Regions from separate parts of the Homo sapiens genome. Here region 2 is linked to region 1. Evidence: read pairs that join two places in POLR2A ChIA-PET (ENCODE). Cell type or tissue: Panc1. All regions are shown on one strand. Each heading gives the region's core, and the rest is flanking DNA. Links, peaks and the distances in the headings are about the cores only. Region 1 overlaps ADCY9 (adenylate cyclase 9). Region 2 has its middle 23 kb from the start of TRIDDENT.

Region 1 (10,794 bases), core at 1,089-9,088:
CCACCAGGTGATTTGGAAGGGAGAAACGTACCTGCCGGAGAGCTGGTATTCCCCTCCCTCATCCTCTCAGGTTTGGATCTGGTGCCTGGTCCCTGGTTTGAAGCTCCTTACTGCTATTCTTGATGTTTTTACTGGGCTGCTTGTTTTTTCTAATATAGGACAAAAGTCTTTGAGATCTGGAAAATGATATTAAAATAAGTAGGACGAAAAAGAAAGATTTTAAGTAATCTGCTACATTTCTTCCCCCACTTCCTCCTTTTTAAACAGTCCTTATGTTTTACTAAAATCTTCAGGATTGAGGGGAACATCTGTTGTGGAAGTATGTAGAGAAAATAACACTGATTTTTTTTAAAAGCCTGCTTTTGTGAAGCTGTATTGTATTTTGTGGTCCCCACACACTGCATACTTAAACAGTTAAAAGCCTCAGGAAAGGGAATCCTCGGAAGAAGTAATTAATAGTTCCAATCAGAGATGGCAGAAGTAATAGTTTCAATCAGAGACGGCAGAAGTAATAGTGTCAGTCAGAGACGTCCAGTGGTTGAGGTAGGGCCTGCATAGGTCGTTGGTGTGAGATCATCCTATGTGTCCAGTTGGCATTCTCTTTCTCTGGCTTGTGATCTGAGCTCCTGTATCTTTTATGTATTTGTTCTCTGGCAAGGGAACATCATCTTTCTTCTGATTTTTCTTTATTTTACTAACTTTGCTGTTGAAGATTTTATGGATGTAGACGAAAACTATTTTCACCCGAGAATTCCCCTAACCTAGAGCACTTTAAGGACTATGTTAACAAGGTCAGAAACTACACTTTCTGTTCACTTGAAAGATGCTGCCGTGATGAGTGTCTTTCCGTTTAGGGCGGTGGCACTCGCTCTTGAGTCTGAAGGTGTCAGTGGACGGGGCTGTGGGTGTAACCCCCTGCTTGCCACCTTGGCATTTTTAGGGCCCAGGTGTTGTGAGCTCTGTCCTTGGAGACTGTGGGACGGTGGAGCTGGGCGGCAGTACGTTAAATTAAATATGTTGGCCCAGAGGACAATGAGAACGTTTTGTAAGCTGTACTTTGTATGCTGTATTACTCGAATTTCAAAAATGAAGAGGGTGTAATTATTAAATATGTTTGGAAATTGCCAAGTCATTGAATACCTATTTTGTGAATTTATGAGTAGTTTTATTTTTAAGTTTGTAGATCAGGGGTCTCAGACACAGAGCCAAAAAAAAAAAATGCTAGAGTGAGTTTGTGTTTTTTTTTTTTTAAACCTCAAATAGTGTAAATTTGGTAAATTAACTTTTCTTGACATTTGTGTACATTGTATATTTATAAAAGTTTTAGTACTGTAGGGAGTAGGGAAGATAGAAGGCTTAGCTTAGCTGCTGATTTTTTAAAAGTGATATTCTTTCCTTTAGCTCTTTCTCTGAGACCACGATTTTGTTTTCTTGAGCTCATTTTACAAACCTTTGTGGATAGGACTCCAGGAATAGAGTATGTCTACACAACTTCCTGGCCCTTTTGGAAACTGTCCTTACAAAGCTAAATTGAGATGACAGCACAGTTTGTAGAAGACCCTTTCACACACATAGTTAAGCTTATCTACATGTAAGATCGATTTTAGCCTCTGCCTTTGGGCTGGTGGCAGATGTTTTCTCTATACAATATTGGGTATTACGGGAGGCTGAGGCAGGAGAATTGTTTGAACCCGGGAAGAGAAGGTTGTAGTGAGCCGAGGCTGCGCCACTGCACACCAGCCTGGGCGACAGAGCAACTCTGTCTTAAAAAACAACAACAACAAAAACAAAAAAAACCCCAATACTGGGTGTATTAGCCTTTCCCTCTTACCCCCTTTTCTGATCCCAGGGTTAAAAAGCAGCCAGTAGCGGCCCTGCAGGAATGGGCATCCATAGAATGAGAAGGGGCTTCTAGAACTAGCCTGGGAGCACAGAAGGAAGCTCCTCTCATTCAAATTTATCCGAACAGGCTTTGCAGAAGGGTAGTTTCATGATTTCTGCACATTCCTTCACTCTGAAATCTGTGTCGTGCCCCTGGCACTGACTGTGCACCTGGCACTGTGGATGTGGAGCAGGATCCGTGATCGTGGAGCAGGATCCGTGATCGTGAGGTAGGAGGTGGGACTCGACTCCAGAGGCGGGGTTCAGATGCCAGACCGAATTGAGGACTAGCTGATACAGGGATGGGGCAGAAGCAGCGTTCTGCAAGGCACGCCCACCAGTGTGCCTTGTTAGTTTACTGTCGCCATGGCCACACCCGGAGTTACTGCCTCTTTCCATGGCCGTGACCTGACAACCCAAAAGCCACCACCCTTTTCCTAGAAGTGTCTGCCTAAGCCTACCTTTACTCTACAGGAAATTAAAAGTAGGTATAAGGTAAGGCTGGGCGCAGTGGCTCATGCCTGTAATCCCAGCACTTTGGGAGGCCAAGGCGGGTGGATCACCTGTGGTCATGAGTTGGAGACCAGTGTGGCCAATATAGTGAAACCCCGTCTCTACTAAAAATACAAAAATTAGCCTGGTGTGGTGGTGTGCGCCTGTAATCCCAGGTGCTCGGGAGGCTGAGGCAGAAGAATCGCTTGAACCCAGGAGGTGGAGGTTGCAGTGAGCTGTGATCATGTCCACTGCACTCCAGCCTGGGCGACAGCCTAGGCGAGACTGCGTCTCAAAAAAAAAAAAAAAAAAAAAAAAAAGTAGGTATAAGTATGATTGCAAAACTGCCCTGAGCTGCTACTTTCCGCCTTTGGGAAAGCCCAGCTCTGCAGGAGCAGTCATGGAGCCGTATAACACTGCCTGCCTCTTCAATAAAGGTGTTTTCTTTCCTGCCACCGGCTCACCCTTGAATTATTTCCTGGGCAAAGCCAAGAACCCTCTTGGGCTCGGCCCCACTTTGGGGCGCGTCTGACCTGCGTTAATAGTTCCCAACCTCCGTGAGCTCACAGTTAAAAATGTTGTGGAGTATGTTCGGGAGTGGGGAGCGCTTTAGAGGGGGCTCCTGCTGGAGCTGGGTCCTGAGATCAGGCTGTGGCTCTCCAGGTGGACAGAAGAGCACCAGGGCAGAGCGGAGAGGTGGGTATGGCTGGGCCCTGTGCTTCTCTGTGGGGGCGGACGATTGTTAGTTGTTCATCAGGACAAGGAAGGCCATGGGTAGCGTGGGAAGGAGTTTGCATTTGACCCCATAGGTGTCAGGGAACCACTCAACAGGGGGCTTAGGTGATCTGACTTGCAGTTTTAGAAAGTTCACTCTTTCAGAGCTAGTGAGTGTGGGTTGGAAAGAGATTAATGAGGTGTCGAGTAAATCCCAGGTAGGGGTGATGGTGGCCCAATCCAAAGTTACAGTAGCAGTGATGGAGGTGATGGGATCTGAGTGGCATTAGGAAGAGCAGCTTGATGGGACTGCAAGCCAGATTTAAACAAACGACTGGCAGGAGGGGAAGGGCTTGACCATGTGAATGGGAAATGGCATTTTAAGTTTCTGGAAGTGACTTGGCGACAATGTGGAGTCAGGAATGGGTGAGGGGCCTTTGAAGTTGCTATGGTATGAATGGAGAATGCAGGATGGACTTGCAGAGTACAGAGGCCCGGAACCCCTGGCTTGCTTACTCATTCAGCAAATCATTTACTCCGTGCCAGGCACGGTTCTGGGTTCTGGCAATACAGCCGTAAACAAAACAGACAACAATTCCTGCTCTTGTAATAGGGGACAAGAATTTTTAAGTCAATAATATAGGAGGATCGCTGGAGCCCACGAGGTCGAGGTTGCAGAGAGCCGTGATTGCACCACTGCATTCCAGCCTGGGCGACAGAGTGAGACCCTGTCTCTAAGAAACAAAAACCAGGCCTTCAAATAGGGGAGATCTAATAGAGGGGACAACAGGGGAGTCAAACCATAAATAAGTAAAATAGAAAAAGTGTTTTGTGAACAAACATAAAGCAGGAAGGGGATACAGCAGATGGGGTGTACGAGTGTGAGAAATCTTATCTAGGGTGGCCAGTCACTGGGAGAAGGTTGCAGGAATTTTTAGCATACTGCTAGGATTTTGGAAATAATCTAAAAAGTGAGGGGCCAGGCATGGTGGCTCATGCCTGTAATCTCAACACTTTGGGAGGCCGAGGTAGGCGGATCACCTGAGGTCAGGAGTTTGAGACCAGCCTGGCCAACGTGGTGAAACCCCATATTTACTAAAAATACAAAAATTAACCAGGTGTGGTGGCAGGTACCTGTAATCCCAGCTACTCGGGATGCTGAGGCAGGAGAATTGCTTGAACCTGGGAGACGGAGGTTGCAGTGAGCCAAGATTGCACCATTGCACTCCAGCCTGGGCGACAAGAATGAGACCCTGTCTCAAAAAAAAAAAAAAAAGTGTGAGGGACAGTTATTAAAGATATGGAGAAATGGGCCGGGCGTGGTGGCTCATGCCTGTAATCCCAGCACTTTGGGAGACCGAGGTGGGCAGATCAGGAGGTCAGGAGTTTGAGACCAGCCTGACCAACATGGTGAAACCCTGTCTCTACTGAAAATGCAAAAATTGGCTGGGTGTGGTCGCAGGCGCCTTTAGTCCCAGCCACTTGGGAAGCTGAGGCAGGAGAATCGTTCGAACCCAGGAGGTGGAGTTTGCAGTGAGCCGAGATCGTGCCATTGCACTCCAGCCTGGGCGATAGGGCGAGACTTTGTCGCCAAAAAAAAAAAAAAAAAAAAAAAAAAAAAATGAAGAAACGGTCTGATTAAGGTGAGGGACCTTCCACAGCATTTGGGATGAAACCGCTAGGCCTGAGGGAACCGTGGCTGTTGTATTCTGCCTTGGGCCACAAGCAAAAAATGGTGAGACGTGTTATCTCGAGCTGTTGGCTTTTCCTGTCATAGATACAGGGTCACAAAGACAGAAAATGAAACTGTTAGAAAATATCTACAGGCATCTTCTTTTCCCGTGTAAATATTAGGAAGACAGAATGAAGATGCTCCTCCGCTCTCATCCACACCCATGGTCATATCTCTGAAGAGGGGAATACCAGGGAGTGATCACATTGTCAGATGCAGAAATTAAAAAAGCTTTTTTCCCCAGCCAAACTTTATGCTTGTGGAGCAACTTGGGGAGGAGACCCGCTGGTATGCATTTGGGCAGATTGTCACCTGTTGGCCACCTCTGTGATCGAGACCTTTGCCTTAGAGGAGTTCCTATGTAGACCCTGTCTGGTGGGCCGACAGACCGACAGTGGACGGAGGCATTCTGTATGCGTTAGCCTCTGCAAACAAACACCTGTCTCATGCCGGAAATCTGGGCGCCCCATTAACCCTGAGCACGGGCCTGCCAGCTGACAGAACCCTAGCCAGGTGTTGGTTTGGGGTTCAGTTGCATGCTCAGGTGTTCCCCTTCCTTCCCCCGTTAGCTTGTCCCCACCTAAGCCTGCAACCCTTGCCACTGGGATGCTAACCCGTTAGCAGAGCTCAGTCTCCTTGCTTGGAAATTCTGTGTTGACCTGCACTGCATTCTTTTTTTTTTTTTTTTTTTTTTTTTTTTGAGACAGAGTCTGGCTGTGTCACCCAGGCTGGAATGCCATGGCGTGATCTCAGCTTACTGCAACCTCTGCCTCCCAGGTTCAAGCGGTTCTCCTGCCTCAGCCTCCCAAATAGCTGGGATTACAGGTGTGCGCCACCACGCCCGGCTAATTTTTGTATTTTTAGTAGAGATGGGGTTTCACCATGTAGGCCAGGCCGGTCTTGAACTCCTGACCTCAGGTGATCCACCAGCCTCAGCCTCCCAAAGGGCTGGGATTACAGGCGTGAGCCACCACGCCCAGCCTTGACCTGCATTCTTGAGCAGGATCTGTTATGCACGTGGAAATACAGCCTCTCAGATAGCAAATGGCAGAGATGAGATGAGGCACACAGTTCCCCTCCACAGCTGGGGTGGGAGACAGAAAACAGCAGTAGAGTCGACACTCAAGCTGCCCCCAGTGACCATTTGTTCAGGCTCTTTGAGACCTGGCTTACAGTGACAAGGACACAGCTGTTAATTCTGAAGACAAGCTTTCGAGTAGAAGTAACCTCTGGTAAAGCAAGAGAAGGTTAAGGTTTGCTGAATTGCCAATGGGATGAAGAAGGAAGGGAGGGCTGTCTTTTCAGGTAGAATGCCTAAGGAAGGGAAACATGGAGAAGGAACAATTAGAGCAAGTCAAGAAGTTTCAAGATTTTTGTCTTCTGGCCAGCTTGGTGAGATAGTAATTATGTTTCTGCATATTGGTCAGCGTTGCCTATGTACTTTGCTGTGGAATAGTAATCTTGGAAAAAAACCAACCAACCAACCCACATTAATCTGTCCATGTCTGGGCACAGAGTGTGCAGAAGCCTGCGTGGGCCGTAAGTCTCGTCTTTGTCTTGGTTGGTGATTTTAGTATTGGTGTTTTTGCTGGAATTCCAAAACTGTAAGAGTGTAATCATTCACCATTAGAATTCTGCAGGTCCCCTCCTGACTCTGGACTAGCTGAGCTTAGGGGCCTGTCATCCATCTGGCCCTGGGCATATCATTTGTACTTTGCCTGTGACACACCTCAAGACCTTTTCCAACAGGAACTAGCATCCCTGGAGGGAATTTTGTGAAGAGATGAGAGTTTTTGAAACAGGAAGGGAACTGGCAAGGGAAGTGGCCAGGCACCGGTGCTGCCGCGGAACAGAAGGGAAGGGACTGGGCTGCATCAGAGGGTGGATGTGGGGCCGCCATCCGTGGTGTGGGCCAAGGGTAGGGTGGTCCTCCCCTGGGAAGACTGCAGACAGCAGTGATATTCTTGTAGTCTTGTGGATGTACCCAGTGAACCACACCAGCCAAGCCAACCCGTGGCTAAATTTTAGTCAACTTCAGCGAAGAAGACTGCCCCTTGTAAAACTTGTCTGCTCTTGGAAATCAGGTTTTTTGTCTCATTTTCCCCAGCCTTTGCTAGCATTGCACTTGTAAAAAATTCCTGGCATCCTTTCTGCGGAGTTAAGTGGGAAGGCTCAATGTTCTGGGATAGGTGGGAACATCAAACCCGCTAGAGGCTGCTGGTGGCAGTGGAGGCAGAATGAGTTGTAGCAGTAGTGGTGGCAGTAGTGTGACCTAGAGGGCAGAAGCTGGGAAACAGGGTGAAATGCTGGGCCCCGACAGTCAGGGATAGCTGCACCTAGCTTATATGCCTTCCTCTAATCCAGTAGAAATTGTTGTTTCTGTAGGTTTTTTTTCTTTTCTTTTTGAGACAGGGTCTTCCTCTGTTGCCCAGGCTGGAGTACAGTGTGCAGTCACAGTTCACTGCAGCCTCGACCTCCTGCACTCAGATGATCCTTCCATGTCAGCCTCTTCAGTAGCTAGGACACAGGCGCATGCCACCACATCCAACTAATTTTTTTTTTTTTTTTTTTTTGAGACGGAGTCTCACTCTTGCCCAGGCTGGAGAGCAGTGGTGTGATCTTAACTTACTGCAACCTCTGCCTCCTGGGTGCAAGGAATTCTCGTGTCTCAGTCTCCCGTGTGGCTGGGATTACAGATGCATGCCACCATGCCCGGCCAATTTTTTTTTTTTTGTATTTTTAGTAGAAATGGTGTTTGACCATGTTGGCCAGGCTGGTGTCAAAATCTTGGCCTCAAGTGATCTGCCCGCCTCAGCCTCTCAAAGTGCTGGGATTATAGGTGTGAGCCACCATGCCCGGCCTAATTTTAAAAATTATTTGTAGAGATGACGTCTCCCTATGTTTCCCAGGCTTATGTGCATTATTTATATAGGTTGTCTATTGATATTTACAGTATTAGAAATTGAAACAAACTGAGAAGCTTAAAAATCTTTTCTAAATTTATTTCAAAATAGTAATTCATTTCACCCATTGCATGTTAATGTAAGTAACATTTTTATAAAAGTAACTATATTTTGTAAAATGAAAAAATTTGATGAGAAGGGTGGCACTGCCATACATTTTTGCAAATCTCTTTAATGTCTGGATTAATAAACGGTTGAAGTTTTTTGTTTTTTTTTTGGTGGATTTTTTTCCCTCTTGTTGCCCACATTGGAGTGCAGTGGCACGATCTCGGCTTACTGCAACCTCTGCCTCCTGGGTTCAAGCGATTCTCCTGCCTCAGCCTCTCGAGTAGCTGGGATTACAGGCACGCACCACCACACCCGGCTAATTTTTTGTATTTTTAGTAGAAACAGGGTTTCAGCATGTTAGCCACTGCGCCCGACCCACGGCTGAGGTTTTTTGAGTGATAAAATGTACACAACAGAAATCTACCGTGTTAAAACACTTTTAAGTGTGTTCGCTGAATTTTCTTAACCGCTTTGGCATTCAATTTGTTGCAATATGTTGAAAAATGTGTAGAAAATCTGGCTTTAGTTGGAAGAGCATTTTCATAGCCTTTTTATGTGATTCTGGATATTTTTCTTTGATTCTGTAGAAACATTCAACAAGTGAGTAGTAGTTTCTTTTTCTTTTTCTGAGATGGGGTCCTACTCTGTCACCCAGGCTGGAGTGCAGTGGTGCTACCATAGCTCACTCCAGCCTTGACCTCCTGGGCTCAAGTGATCCTTCTGCCTTGGCCTACCAAGTAGCTGGGACTACAGGCATGCACCACCACACCCCGCTGATTTTTTATTTTGAGTGGTAGTTTCTTAAATGTTAGTTGCAATATGGAATCTGAAATTTTATTATCTTTTTTTGTACACTATTATATTAAATGCTGTTGGGTTTTTACCCAGGTGTGATTTTATAACGTCATGCACTAGTCATTTGGAAAATATTGGTCTCTTGAATGATGCAGCTCTTCCACATGTTGACGTCAGTAAAGTCTAATAGTCTGAAGATGTTGAGTTCATCACAGTGGCTGATGTAAGTTTTCCAAAACTCTACTTGAAAACTGGAATTTTTTATCATTGGCGGCAAATACTGTCAGTTATTTTCCTTGAAGCGACAGACTCATTCATATTCCCAGGAATGGTCTGCCCGTACTCAAGCCTGAACGACCGTGGTTTGTCTGTAGGTCACGTGTAAATAATGTGCTACCAAAAAGGTGGCCAGTTCAGCTTGCAATCCAAACAGCTGCACAGCTGCTTTTCTCCAGGACCGCTGTGCTTTGATGGGCAGCAGCGTCGTCGTAGGCGTGCTTCTCATTTCATCACTCAGACTATTCAGAAGACACCTACTCAAGCTTGCGATTTAACCAATCATTCATGTTGACAGCTTCATCTGGGACATTCTTTTTTTTCTTTTTTCTGTTTTTGTGACAGAGTCTCGCTCTGTCGCCCGGGCTGGAGTGCAGTGGTGTGATCTTGGCTCACTGCAACCTCCGCCTCCTGGGTTCAAGTGATTCTCCTGCCTCAGCCTCCCAAGTAGCTGGGATTTACAGATGTGTGCCACCACGCCCGGCTAATTTTTGTCTTTATGGTAGAGACGGGGTTTCGCCATATTGGCCAGGCTGGTCTTGAACTCCTGACCTCAGGTGATCTCCCTACCTCGGCCTCACAAAATGCTGGGATTACAGGCGTGAGCCACTATGCCCGGCCCATCAGGGACATTCTTAAGTGAAGCTGTCTGCCTTTCCTTTCGTAAGTGTGGGGTAGTGAAGGACAAGCTGAGGGCTAGTGCAGTTTGGTTTCCCTGCATCGGGACCTGCTCAGGCACTAGCAGTTTCACCCATGGCTTCTTCTGCACTGTCACTGCAAGTGTCAACACTGAAGAAGGCAAATGCTGTCTTAGTGTCATTGTGCAAATAGTTTAGACTCCACAGATGCCTTGCAAAGGCCTCAAGGACCTCTAGGGATCTGCGGATCACACTTTGAGTACTGCTTCGCTAGCTGGGCTGCAAGATGGGAAGACTGAGGGTTTTGTATGTGCCACCCAAACACGCATTCTCATGTGTGTGAAACAACGCCAATTGGAGTTGTCACACCCATTACATATTGCCTGTGGAAATAGCAAGTGACCTTAGTTCATACATTGACCTTTTCTTACAAAATCCTTAAAAATCTTTTGTGATTCTGGTAAATCTTTGTTGCTCATGTTCAAAGTGTGTGATAAAGACCATCAACTTCGAGCTGGCCATGGCTCGTGCCTGTAATACCAGCGCTTTGGGAGGCCGAGGTGGGTGGATCACCTGAGGTCAAGAGTTGGAGACCAGCCTGGCCAACACGGTGAAGCTCCGTCTCTCCTAAAAATACTATAATTAGCCAGGCGTGGTGGTGGGCACCTGTAATCCCAGCTACTCAGGAGGTTGAGGCAGGAGAATCACTTGAACCTGGGAGGCGGAGGCTGCAGTGAGCCGAGATGGCACCACTGCATTCCAGCCTGGGCGACAGAGCGAGACTCTGCCTCAAAAAACAAACACATGGCTGGGCGCAGTGAGTCACGCCTGTAATCCCAGTACTTTGGGAGGCCGAGGCGGGCGGATCACCTGAGGTCGGGAGTTCGAGACCAGCCTGACCAACATGGAGAAACCCCGTCTCTACTAAAAACACAAAATTAGCCAGGCATGGTGGCACATGCCTGTGGTCCCAGCTACTCGGGCGGCTGAGGTAGGAGAATTGCTTGAATCCAGGAGGCGGAGGTTGCGGTGAGCTGAGATCATGCCACTGCTCTCTAGCCTGGGCAACAAGAGCGAAACTCCATCTCAAAAACAAACAAACAAACAAAGAAACAACCATCAACTTTGTTTCTGTAAATTTTTTTTGGAAGGGCTCACCCTTGAATGGTTGGGTGCTTGGATTTTGATTTCTGATACATTCGGGCTTAATTCTCGGTTGTATGGTTTCCTAACTGTGGGACTTTGGGCAAGCTAC
Region 2 (10,794 bases), core at 1,368-9,367, 180 kb after region 1:
GGGCACAGTGGCTCACACCTGTAATCCCAGCACTTTGGGAGGCTGAGGCAGGTGGATCACAAGGTCAGGAGATTGAGACCTGGCTAACACAGTGAAACCCCGTCTCTACTAAAAATACAAAAAAATTAGCTGGGTGTGGTGGTGGGCACCTGTAGTCCCAGCTACTCGGGAGACTGAGGCAGGAGAATGGCGCGAACCTGGGAGGTGGAGCTTGCAGTGAGCCAAGATCGTGCCACTGTACTCCAGCCTGGGTGACAGAGCAAAACTCCGTCTCAAAAAAAAAAAAAAAAAAAAAAATTAGCTGGGCGTGGTGGCAGACGCCTGTAATCCCAGCTACTTGGGAGGCTGAGGCAGGAGAATTGCTTGAACCTGGGAAGTAGAGGTTGCAGTGAGCTGAGATCTTGCCCTTGTACTCCAGCCTGGGCAACAAAAGCAAAACTCTGTCTTAAAGAAAAAAAAAAAGACTCTTTTGGTAATTTTTTTCCCAACTTCCTAACCCTTTATACCCTTTTTTTTTTTTTTTTTTTAAGAGACAGGGTCTTCTTTTGTTACCCAGGCTGGAGTGCAGTGGTACAATCATAGCTTATTGTAAACTTGAACTCCTGGGCTCAAACGATCCTCCCGCCTCACCCTCCTGAGTAGCTGGGACTATAGGCATGCATCATGATACCCAGCTAATTTTTTGTAGAAACAGGGTCTCACTATGTTGCCCAGGCTCTTTCCAAACTCCTGGCCTCAAGCTGTCCTCACAGTGTGGCCTCTCAAAACACTTGGCTTCACTTTGGCTTCTCAAAGTACAGGCATGAGCCACCACACCGGCTGAATTTCCTCCTTCAATCTATTAACATGGTGAATTCTGTCCATTGATTTCCTAATGTTACACCAAAGCTGCATTCCTGGAATAAATCCAATATGGTCATTATGTATAATCCTTTTATATATTGCTTGATTTGACTTGCTAATATTTTGTCTAGGATTTTTGCAGTTAATGAGTGAAATTAATCTGTATTTTTCTTTCTTTTTTTTTTTTTTTAACTGTTCTCGTTGGCTGTTAGTATAAAGGTTATGCTAGTCTCCCAAAATTAGTCCATGATTCTTTTTCTCCTTTCTGGAAAAAGTATGTTATAACTTAGCTTTATTTCTTTCTTCAGTGTTTAGTAGTATTCCCTAATGAAGGAATTTAGGCTCTGAGTTTTATCATAGGATTTTTTTAAATTACAGTTTAATTTCTCTGATAGTTACAGGACTAAGATTTTCTTTTTTGTCTCGCTCTTGTCCCCCAGGCTGGAGTGCAATGGTGTGATCTCTGCTCCTGCAACCTGCGCCTCCTGAGTTCAAGCGATTCTCCTGCCTCAGCCTCCCAAGTTGCTGGGATTACAGGGGCCCGCCACCACGCCCAGCTAATTTTTGTTATTTTCAGTAGAGATGGGGTTTCATCATGTTGGCCAGGCTAGTCTTGAACTCCTGACCTCAGGCGATCCGCCCGCCTCGGCCTCCCAAAGTGCTGGGATTACAGGTGTGAGCCACTGCACCTGCCCAAGGACTAAGGTTTTCTATTTCTTATTGTGTCAGTTAGGTTGTATTTTTCTGTGAATCTGTTCATTTCACCAAATTTTCAAGTTTGTTGGCTTAAAGTTTTCGATAATATACTCTTATTTTGTGGTGAAGTCCCTTTTTTATTTCTTGTATTTGTTATTTGTGCCTTCTTTTCTTTTTTTTTTTTCCTTTTCTTTTTTATGAGATAGAGTTTCACTCTTGTCGCCCAAGCTGGAGTGCAATGGCGCGATCTCAGCTCACTGAAACCTCTGCCTCCCGGGTTCAAGCGATTCTCCTGCCTCAGCCTCCTGAGTGGCTGGGATTATAGGCACCCATCACCACGCCCAGCTAATTTTTTGTATTTTTAGTAGAAATGGGGTTTCACCATGTTAGCCAGGCTGGTGCCAAACTCCTGATTTCAGGTGATCCGCCCGCCTCAGCCTCCCAAAGTGCTGGGATTACAGGCGTGAGCCACCACGCCCAGCCTTTTCCTTTTCTATTTTCTTTTTCTTTTCACAGATGCCTTTTGTGAAAACTGTCAAATTGTTTCCTTTTAATCATTCTCTTTAGGGATTAACCAATTTTATTAGTGGTTTCAGTTTTGGCTTTGTTGATTCTCTCCGTTGTGTGTTTGTTTTTATACTTATTATACATTGAAATCATTTCCTCCTGTCTACTTTATTATATATTTAAATCATTTCCTCCTGTCTATTTTTGTTGGGTTTCTTTAGTTGTTCTTTTCCTGACATCTTAAAATGAATGTGCTTAGCTCATTATATTTTAAGTCTTTCTTCTTCCCTAAAATATGCAATTAAGGCTATAAATTTCCCCCCAAACACTGCATTAGCTTTACTCCATAAGTTTTGTTGTATTTTGTTTTTCATTACATATAGTATAGTTCAAAGTAATTTCAAATTTCCGTTTTTATTTGTTCTGAAACCCATGCATTATTTAGAAGTATATTTTAGAAGCACGTTACTCGAAAGTATAGTTTTCAAAGGTACAGGGACTTTTTAATATTTTTATTATCGATTCTTAAACTATTTGCAATATGTTAGGATAACATTATCTGCTGTATTTTAATCCTTTGAAATGTGTTGAAACTTGCGTTTTGGCCCAGCAGATCATCGTATTTTAAAATGGATGATATCTTTTTGAAAATAACATATTTTTCACTTGTTGGGTGCACAGTTCTCCATATGTTCATACAACAAGATTGTTCATTATGATGTCTCAAATCTTCTACAGTGTTATTGATTTATTGTCTGCCTGTTCCATTGATTACTGAAAAAGCTGTGTCAAACATCCCACTATGAATATGGACTTGTCTGTTTCTCCATATAATTCTGTTCACATTGCTCTATGTATCATGTAATTAGGTACATACAAATTTAAAATAATCTTTTATTATTATAGGGTGACCCTCCTTAATTCTAGAGACGCTTTTTTTTTTTTTTTTCATTTTAAAGTACATTTGCTTGACATTGGAATTTACTACACTGGCTGTCCTAATAGTATTTCAATAGTGTATACTTCTTTATTATTTTCCTTTCAGTCTTGCTTTATCTCTAAGTATTACACGTGTTTCTTGTATTTAATATTTGTTGGATTTGGTGTCTATCCAGTATGACAATCTTTGTCTTTTAGCTGGAGCATTTAACCCACTTACCATTCATGTAATTACTGATATGCAGTTTGCCATGAATGGGCTTTCTATTCATCACCTATTCTCTGTCCTATTTTTTTTTTTCTTTTTTTTTTTTTTTTTGAGACAGCGTCTCACTCTGTTGCTCAGACTGGAGCGCAATGGTGCAATCTCAGCTCACTGCAACGTCTGCCTCTGGGTTCAAGCAGTTCTCCTGCCTCAGCTTCCTGAGTAGCTGGGATCACAGACACCCGTCACCACGCCTGGCTAATTTTTGTATGTTTAGTAGAGATGTGGTTTCACCATGTTGGCCAGGCTGGTCTCGAACTCCTGATCTCAAGTGATCCACTTGCCTCAGCCGCCCAAATTGCTGGGATTACAGGCATGAGCCACTGCTCCTGGCCTTCTCTGTTCTTTTATCTCATTTTTGGCTTTGTTTAGTTTGGTTGCATTTTTACATTTTCATTTTGTTCCTGTGTTAGTTTGAGAGCTATTCTGGTTTTTTACCATTTTTAGCAATTATTCTAAAAATTACAATAAGCGGCTGGGCGTGGTGGCTCACACCTATAATTCTAGCACTTTAGGAGGCCGAGACGGGCAGATCACTTGAGGTCAGGAGTTCAAGACCAGCCCGGCCAACATGGTGAAGCCCTGTCTCTACTAAAAATATAAAAATTAGTCGGGCATGGTGGCACATGCTTGTAATCCCAGCTACTTGGGAGGCTGAGGTGGGAGGATCATTTGAACCCAGGAGGCAGAATTTGAAGTGAGCCAAGATCGTGCCACTGTGGGCAACAGAGTGAGACATTTTTATCCCTTTTCATTCCTTCCTCTATCCCCAACCTCCTCTCTGGGACAATTTTTCCTTCTGCCTGAAGAACACCCTAGACTTCTCTTTACTGAAGAACTTTTCCACTGAGTAAAATTCTAGTTTGGCAAGTTTGCTGTTGTTGTGTTGTTTAGTTTTCTTTCCAACAGATTGAAGAGATTATTCTACTACTTCTAGCTTCCATTGTTGCTGTTGAAAAGTGAGCAAAAGTTGCACTTTTTTTTCTTTTTTCTTTTTTCTTTTTTTTTTTTTTTTTGAGACAGAGTCTTGCTCTGTCCCCCAGGCTGGAGTGCGGTGGCACAATCTGGGCTCACACCACCTCCTGGGTTCAGGTGATTCTCCTGCCCCAGCCTCCTGAGCACTAGGATTACAGGCACGCGCCACCATGCCTGGCTAATTTTTTTTTTTTTTTTGAGACGGAGTCTTACTCTGTGGCCCAGGCTGGAGTGCAGTGGTGCGACCTCGGCTTACTGCAACCTCCACCTCTCAGGTTCAACCAATTCGCCTGCCTCAGCCTGCCAAGTAGCTGGGATTACAGGTGCCCACCACCATGCCCAGCTAATTTGTTTGTATTTTTAGTAGAGACAGGGTTTCACTATGTTGGCCAGGCTGGTCTCGAACTCCTGACCTCAAGTGATCCACCTGCCTTGGCCTCCCAAAAGTGCTGGGATTGCAAGCATGAGCCACCATGCCCGGCCTGCCCCTCCCTCTCCCTTCCCTCTCCCTTCCCTCTCCCTTTCCTTCCCTTCCTTTTTGTTGTTGTTTTAGGTTCACAGCAAAATTGAGCAGAAAGTAGAGAGAATTCTCACATACCCATTTCCCCGCATACATACAACCTCCCTGACAATCAATATCCTGCCCTGAGTGGCATATTTGTTACAGTCAATAAACCTACACTGGACAGCACTTTGGAAGGCCAAGGCAAGAGGATTGCTTGAACCCAGGAATTCAAGACCACCCTGGGCAACAGAGCGAGACCTTGTAGGTAGGTAGGTAGGTAGGTAGATAGAATCAGTCTACATTGACACACCTTCATGAAGTCCACAGTTAACATTAGGGTTCACTCTTGGTGTTGTACATCCTATGGGTTTGGACAAATATATAATGATATGAATCCATCACTACCGTATCATACAGAGTAGTTTCACTGCCCTAAAAATCCTCTGTGCATCACCTATTCATCCCTCTCTCTCCTTTAACGCCTAGAAACTAGTGATCCTTTTACTGTCTCCATATCTGCATAGCTTTGCCTTTTCCAGAATGTTGTATAGTTGGAATCATATACTATGTGGCCTTTTCAGATTGGTGTCTTTCACTTAGTAACATGCGTTTATGGTTCGTCAATGGCTGGGCGCTGTGGCTCACGCCTGTAATCCCTGCCCTTTGGGAGGCCAAGGCGGGCAGATCACCTGAGGTCAGGAGTTCGAGACCAGCCCGACCTACACGGTGAAACCCCATCTCTACTAAAATACAAAAATTAGCCAGACATGGTGGCACATACCTGTAATCCCAGCTACTCAGAAGGCTGAGGCAGGAGAATCACTTGAACTGGGGAAGCAGAGGTTGTAGTGAGCAGAGATCGTGCCACTGCACTCCAGCCTGAGCAACAGAGTGAGACTCCATCTCCATAAATAAATAAATAAATAAATAAATAAATAAATAAATAAATAAAATGGCTGGGTGTGGTGGCTTGCATCTATAATCTTAGCACTTTAGGAGGCTGAGGCTGGAGGATTGCCTGAACCCAGGAGTTCGAGACCAGCCTGGGCAACATGGTAAGACTCCATCTCTATTTTAATACAGTTAAAATTTGTATTAAAAAAAAAGTTCCTCCATGTCTTTTCATGACTTGATAACTTTTTAGCACTGAATAATAGTCCATTGAATTTCTTTTTAGTACTGAATAATATTCCGTTGTCTGGATATGCCAAGGTTTAATTATCCCTTCACCTACTGAAGAACATCTTGGGTGTGTCCAAGTTTTAACAATTATGAATAACGCTGCTATAAACATCTATGTGCAGATCCTTGTGTTGACTGAAATTTTCAACTCATCTGGGTAAATAAGAAGGAGTGTGATTGCTGGATCTTATGGTAAGGGTATGTTTAGCTTTGTAAGAAACTGCGACACCGTTTTGAGATGTAGTCTCGTTCTGTTGCCCAGGCTGGAGTGCAGTGGCACGATCTCCGCTCACTGCAACCTCCGCCTCCCAGGTTCAAGCAGTTCTCTTGCCTCAGCCTCCAGAGTAGCTGGGACTACAGGCACGTGCCACCATGCCTGGCTAATTTTTTGTATTTTTAGTAGAGACGGGGTTTTCACCACCTTAGCCAGGATGGTCTCGATCTCCTGACCTCGTGATCCTCCCACCTCGGCCTCCCAAAGTGCTGGGATTACAGGCGTGAGCCACCGCACCCAGCTCATTGTTGTTTTAATTTGTATTTCCCTAATGACATATGATACGGAGCATCTTTTCATATGCTTATTTGCCATCTGTATCTCTTCTCTGGTGAGGCGTCTGTTTAGATCTTCTGCCCATTTTTTCAATCCATCTGTTCATTTTCTTATTGTTGAGTTTTAAGAATTCTTTGTATATCTTAGATAACAGTCCTTTATCAGATAAGTCTTTTTCAAATATTTTCTCCAAGTCTGTAGCTTGTCTTTTCATTCTCTTGAAAGTGTCTTTCACAGAGCAGACATTCTTGATTTTAATGAAATCCAGCTTATCAGTTATTTCTTTCATGGATTGTATCTTTTTTGTTGTTTTCTAAAAGTCACTGCCATGCCCAAGGTCATCTGGATTTTCTCCTATGTTATCTTCTAGGAGTTTTATAGTACTGCATTAACTCAAATGGTCTGGGATCCATTTTGCGTTAATTTGTGTGAAGGGTGTAACAACATCTGTTGATATGGTCGTGTGATTTTTCTTCCTTAGCCTGTCGATGTGATGGATTACATTAATTGATTTCCAAATGTTGAATCAGGCTTGCATACCTAGGACAAATCCCACTTGGTAGTGGTGTATACTTCTATTTATACATTGTTGGATTCTGTTTGCTAATATTTTGTTGGGAATTTCTGCATCTATGTTCATAAGATATATTGGTCTGTAGTTTTCTTTTCTTTTTCTTTCTTTCTTAAATTAAGACAGGGTCTCACTCTGTTGCCTAGGCTGGAGTGCAGTGGCACAATCAGGGCTCACTGCAGCCTCAACCTCCCAGGCTCAAATAATCCTCCTGCCTCAACCCCCCGAATAGCTGGGACTATGGGTGTGCCCCACCACTCTTGGCTAATTTTTCTTTTCTTTTTTTTTTTTAGACTGAGTCTCACTCTGTCACCTAGGCTGGCGTGCAGTGGTGCAATCTCGGCTCACTGCAACCTCCACCTCCTGGGTTCAAGGGATTCTTGTGCCTCAGCCTCCTGAGTAGCTGGGATTACAGGCCTGAGCCACCACGACCAGCTAATTTTTGTATTTTTTGTACAGATGGGGTTTCACCATGTTGGCCAGGCTGGTTTTGAACTCCTGACCTCAGGTGATCTGCCTGCCTCGGCCTCCCAAAGTGCTGGGATTACAGGCATGAGCCACCATACCCAACCTTTTTTTTTTTTTTAAATTTCAGTAGAGACGAGCTCTCACTATGTTGCCCAGGCTGGTTTTAAACTCCCTGAGCTCAAGCAGTCCTCTGCGTCAGCCTCCCAAAGTGCTGGGATTACAGGCAAGAGCCATTGTACCCTGCCTTGTAGTTTTTCTTTCTGGTGATGTCTGGTTAAGGTGATGCTAGCCTCATAGAATAAGTTAGGAAACGTGATGCTAGCCTCGTAGAATGAGTTAGGAAGTATACCCTCAGTTTCTCTCTTCTGAAAGAGATTGTAGAGAATTGGTATAATTTCTTCCTAAAGTGTTTAGTAGAATTCACCAGTGAGCCCATCTGGACCTGGCACTTTCTGTTTTGGAAAGTTATTAATTACTGATTCAATTTCTTCTCTATTGCAGTTTCTTTTTAAGCTGTCTCTTATATTACTGCAGATTGTTGCACAATCAATTATGTATTGATTGTTTTTAGTCTGAATGTTCAGGGTGATATTTTTTTTCCTAGCCCTCACTTTTCATGGGTGCCTCAGAGTAGAATTTGTACCCTTATCTTATGCACTTACTATAACAAGAAATTCCTTTATTGTTAGCCCTATCCAGTCCAGGTCAATCATTTCACAGACAGCTGGAGGGATTATAGGAGATCCTACCACACAGACTAAAAACAGACTCCCTGACCCAAAATTCTTTTTCTTTTCTTTTATTTATTTATTTATTTATTTATTTATTTTGAGACAGAGTCTCGTTCTATTGCCCAGGCTGGAGTACAGTGGCGCGATCTCGGCTCACTGCAACCTCCGCCTCCCGGGTTCACGCCATTCTCCTGCCTCAGCCTCTCCGAGTGGCTGGGACTACAGGCACCTGCCACCACGCCTGGCTAATTTTTTGTATTTTTAGTAGAGACGGGGTTTCACCGTGGTCTCGATCTCCTGACGTCGTGATCCGCCCACCTCGGCCTCCCAAAGTGCTGGGATTACAAGCGTGAGCCACCGTGCCCGGCCTCTTTTTCTTTAAACAGTTTTGCTGAGATATAATTCACATACCATATGATTCACTATTTTTTTTTAGTTTTTATTTTTATAGAGATGGGGTCTCACCATGTTGCCCAGGCTGATCTCAAATTCCTGGGCTCAAGTGATCCTCCCATCTTGACCTCCCAAAATGCTAGAATTACAGACATGAGCCACTGCGCTTGGCCTGATTCACCCTTTTAAGTATACAATTCAATAACTTTTCATATATTCATAGAGTTGTACAACCATCACCACAATCCACTTTAGGACATTTTCATTATCCCAAAAAGAAACACCATTATCTCTTAACTATCACTTCCCTAATCCTGCCATTCCCCAATCCTAACTCCAGACAACCATACATCTTCTACTTCCTGCTTTTTTTTTTTTTGGAGACAGAGTCTTCCTCTGTTGCCCAGGCTAGTGTGCAGTGGCATGATCTCAGCTCACTGCCACCTCTGCCTACCAGGTTCAAGTGATTCTCCTGCCTCAGCCTCCCTAGTAGCTGGGATTACAGGCGCCCACCACCACGCCCAGCTAATTTTTGTATTTTTAATAGAGACTGGGTTTCACCCTGCTGGCCAGGCTGGTTTCGAACTCCTGACCTCAGGTGATCCACCCGCCTCAGCCTCCCAAAGTGCTAGGATTACAGGCATGAGCCACTGTGCCTGACTTCAGTCATATTTATGGTTGAATAATATTCCATTGTATGGATAGACCACATTTTGTTTATCTATTCATCAGTTTGCGGACATCTGGGTTGTTTCCACTTTGGGCTATTAAAGGCAATGCTGGTGTGAGCATGCCTGCACACGTTTTTGTGTGGATGGCAGTTTTCATTTCTCCCGGGTATATACATAGGAGTGGAGTTGCTGGTAACCCTGTGTTTAAACTTTTGGGGAATGGCCATGCTATTTTGCACAATGGCTGCGTCATTTTACATTCCCATCAAAGGTGCATAAAGGTTGCCATGTCTTCACGTCCCTGCCATCACTTCTCATTCTCCATGGTTTTGACTGTGGCATCCTCGTGGACATAAGGTGGTGTCTCATTGTGGTTTTGTTTTTTGTTTGTTTGTTTGTTTTGAGACAGAGTCTCACTCTTTCGCCCAGGCTGGAGTGCACTGGTGTGATCTTGGCTCACTGCAACCTCCGCCTCCCGGGTTCAAGCGATTCTCCTGCCTCAACCTCCCGGGTAGCTGGGATTACAGGGGCCCACCACCACCCCCAGCTAATTTTTGTAATTTTAGTAGAGACGGGGTTTCACCATGTTGGCCAGGCTGGTCTCGAACTTCTGACTTTAGGGGTGATCCACCCACCTCGGCCTCCCAAAGTGCTGGGATTACAGGCGTGAGCCCCCGAGCCCAGCCTCACTGTGGGTTTGACTTGCAGTTCCCTGCCAAGGAGTGGATCCGCCGTTCTTGACCGGGCTGGAATCACAGCCACCTTTGGGCGGACTTCTGCTGCTGCTGCTTTCAGCTTCCCTGCCTCACCCTCAATTACAGACTGGGGGTGAACCCCTGAGCACATTCTGCAGAGAGAAAGATGCTCCCCAGTCTGCATCAGCGAGACTGGCACCTGCTTCCTCTCAGCTTTGTGGGAATTTTCCCCCATATCAGGTTTTCCTTAAGGGGCAGGTTTCCCAGATTGTTCTCTAACACTTAAAATCACTCACCTCATCTTTCCCCATTAAACAAGTACATCTTGTCCAATTTCCATCCAGTTTTTTAAAAATCCCCCTTCCAGACAGGCAAGGGTCAAGATGAGCCAGGACCACCCAACCCCTCCACGGAGTTTCCCTTCCCAGCGCAACACCTCCCACCTCCCACCTCCCATCTCAGAACAGGTTTTCCTCATTCTGCCAGCGGCTTCCTCCCTGCCCTGTCCAACTTCTGGGCTCTGGTGGCTGCTCCAGGGCATTTATGCAGGAGGTCTGGCCAGCGAGTTGGTTTCCTGCATGATGATTGGCAGCTCACGGACCCGGCAAGCCAAAGATGCCTCTCCGCCCGGGACAGTGCGTGGCAGGGGCCCCACTGCAACCAGGTAAGTATCGGCCATTTGCACGATGTCAAAGGAGGTTAACACCAAGAAGGTGTGCGTGTTACTCCAAGCAGCTGCCAAGGCTGGGAGAATTGCCTTCAGCTGCGGGAGAGTTCCTTCTGGAAACTATCTGGCCAATACC

What was found. Peaks named below come from ENCODE experiments on the same cell type or tissue, not always from the same donor. Only the 100,000 strongest peaks of a DNase experiment are listed, where the experiment ranks them.
Region 2: POLR2A ChIA-PET joins it to region 1 with 5 read pairs; 4 of 35 experiments call an interaction of 5 or more read pairs at or near these places.

What each region holds. Positions count from the first base shown.
Region 1 is chr16:4,102,276-4,113,069 of GRCh38, reverse strand. All of the region lies in intron 2 of ADCY9 (adenylate cyclase 9), which reads left to right. Among named protein-coding and RNA genes, the nearest start is that of ADCY9, 8.8 kb to the left of the region's middle. RefSeq lists an enhancer at 4,129-4,628. In Panc1, for the core only: no CTCF peak of the experiment used is centred there; no DNase peak of the experiment used is centred there; H3K4me3 peaks cover 430 bases; H3K27ac peaks cover 3,552 bases.
Region 2 is chr16:3,922,211-3,933,004 of GRCh38, reverse strand. No RefSeq gene overlaps it. Among named protein-coding and RNA genes, the nearest start is that of TRIDDENT, 23 kb to the left of the region's middle. In Panc1, for the core only: no CTCF peak of the experiment used is centred there; no DNase peak of the experiment used is centred there.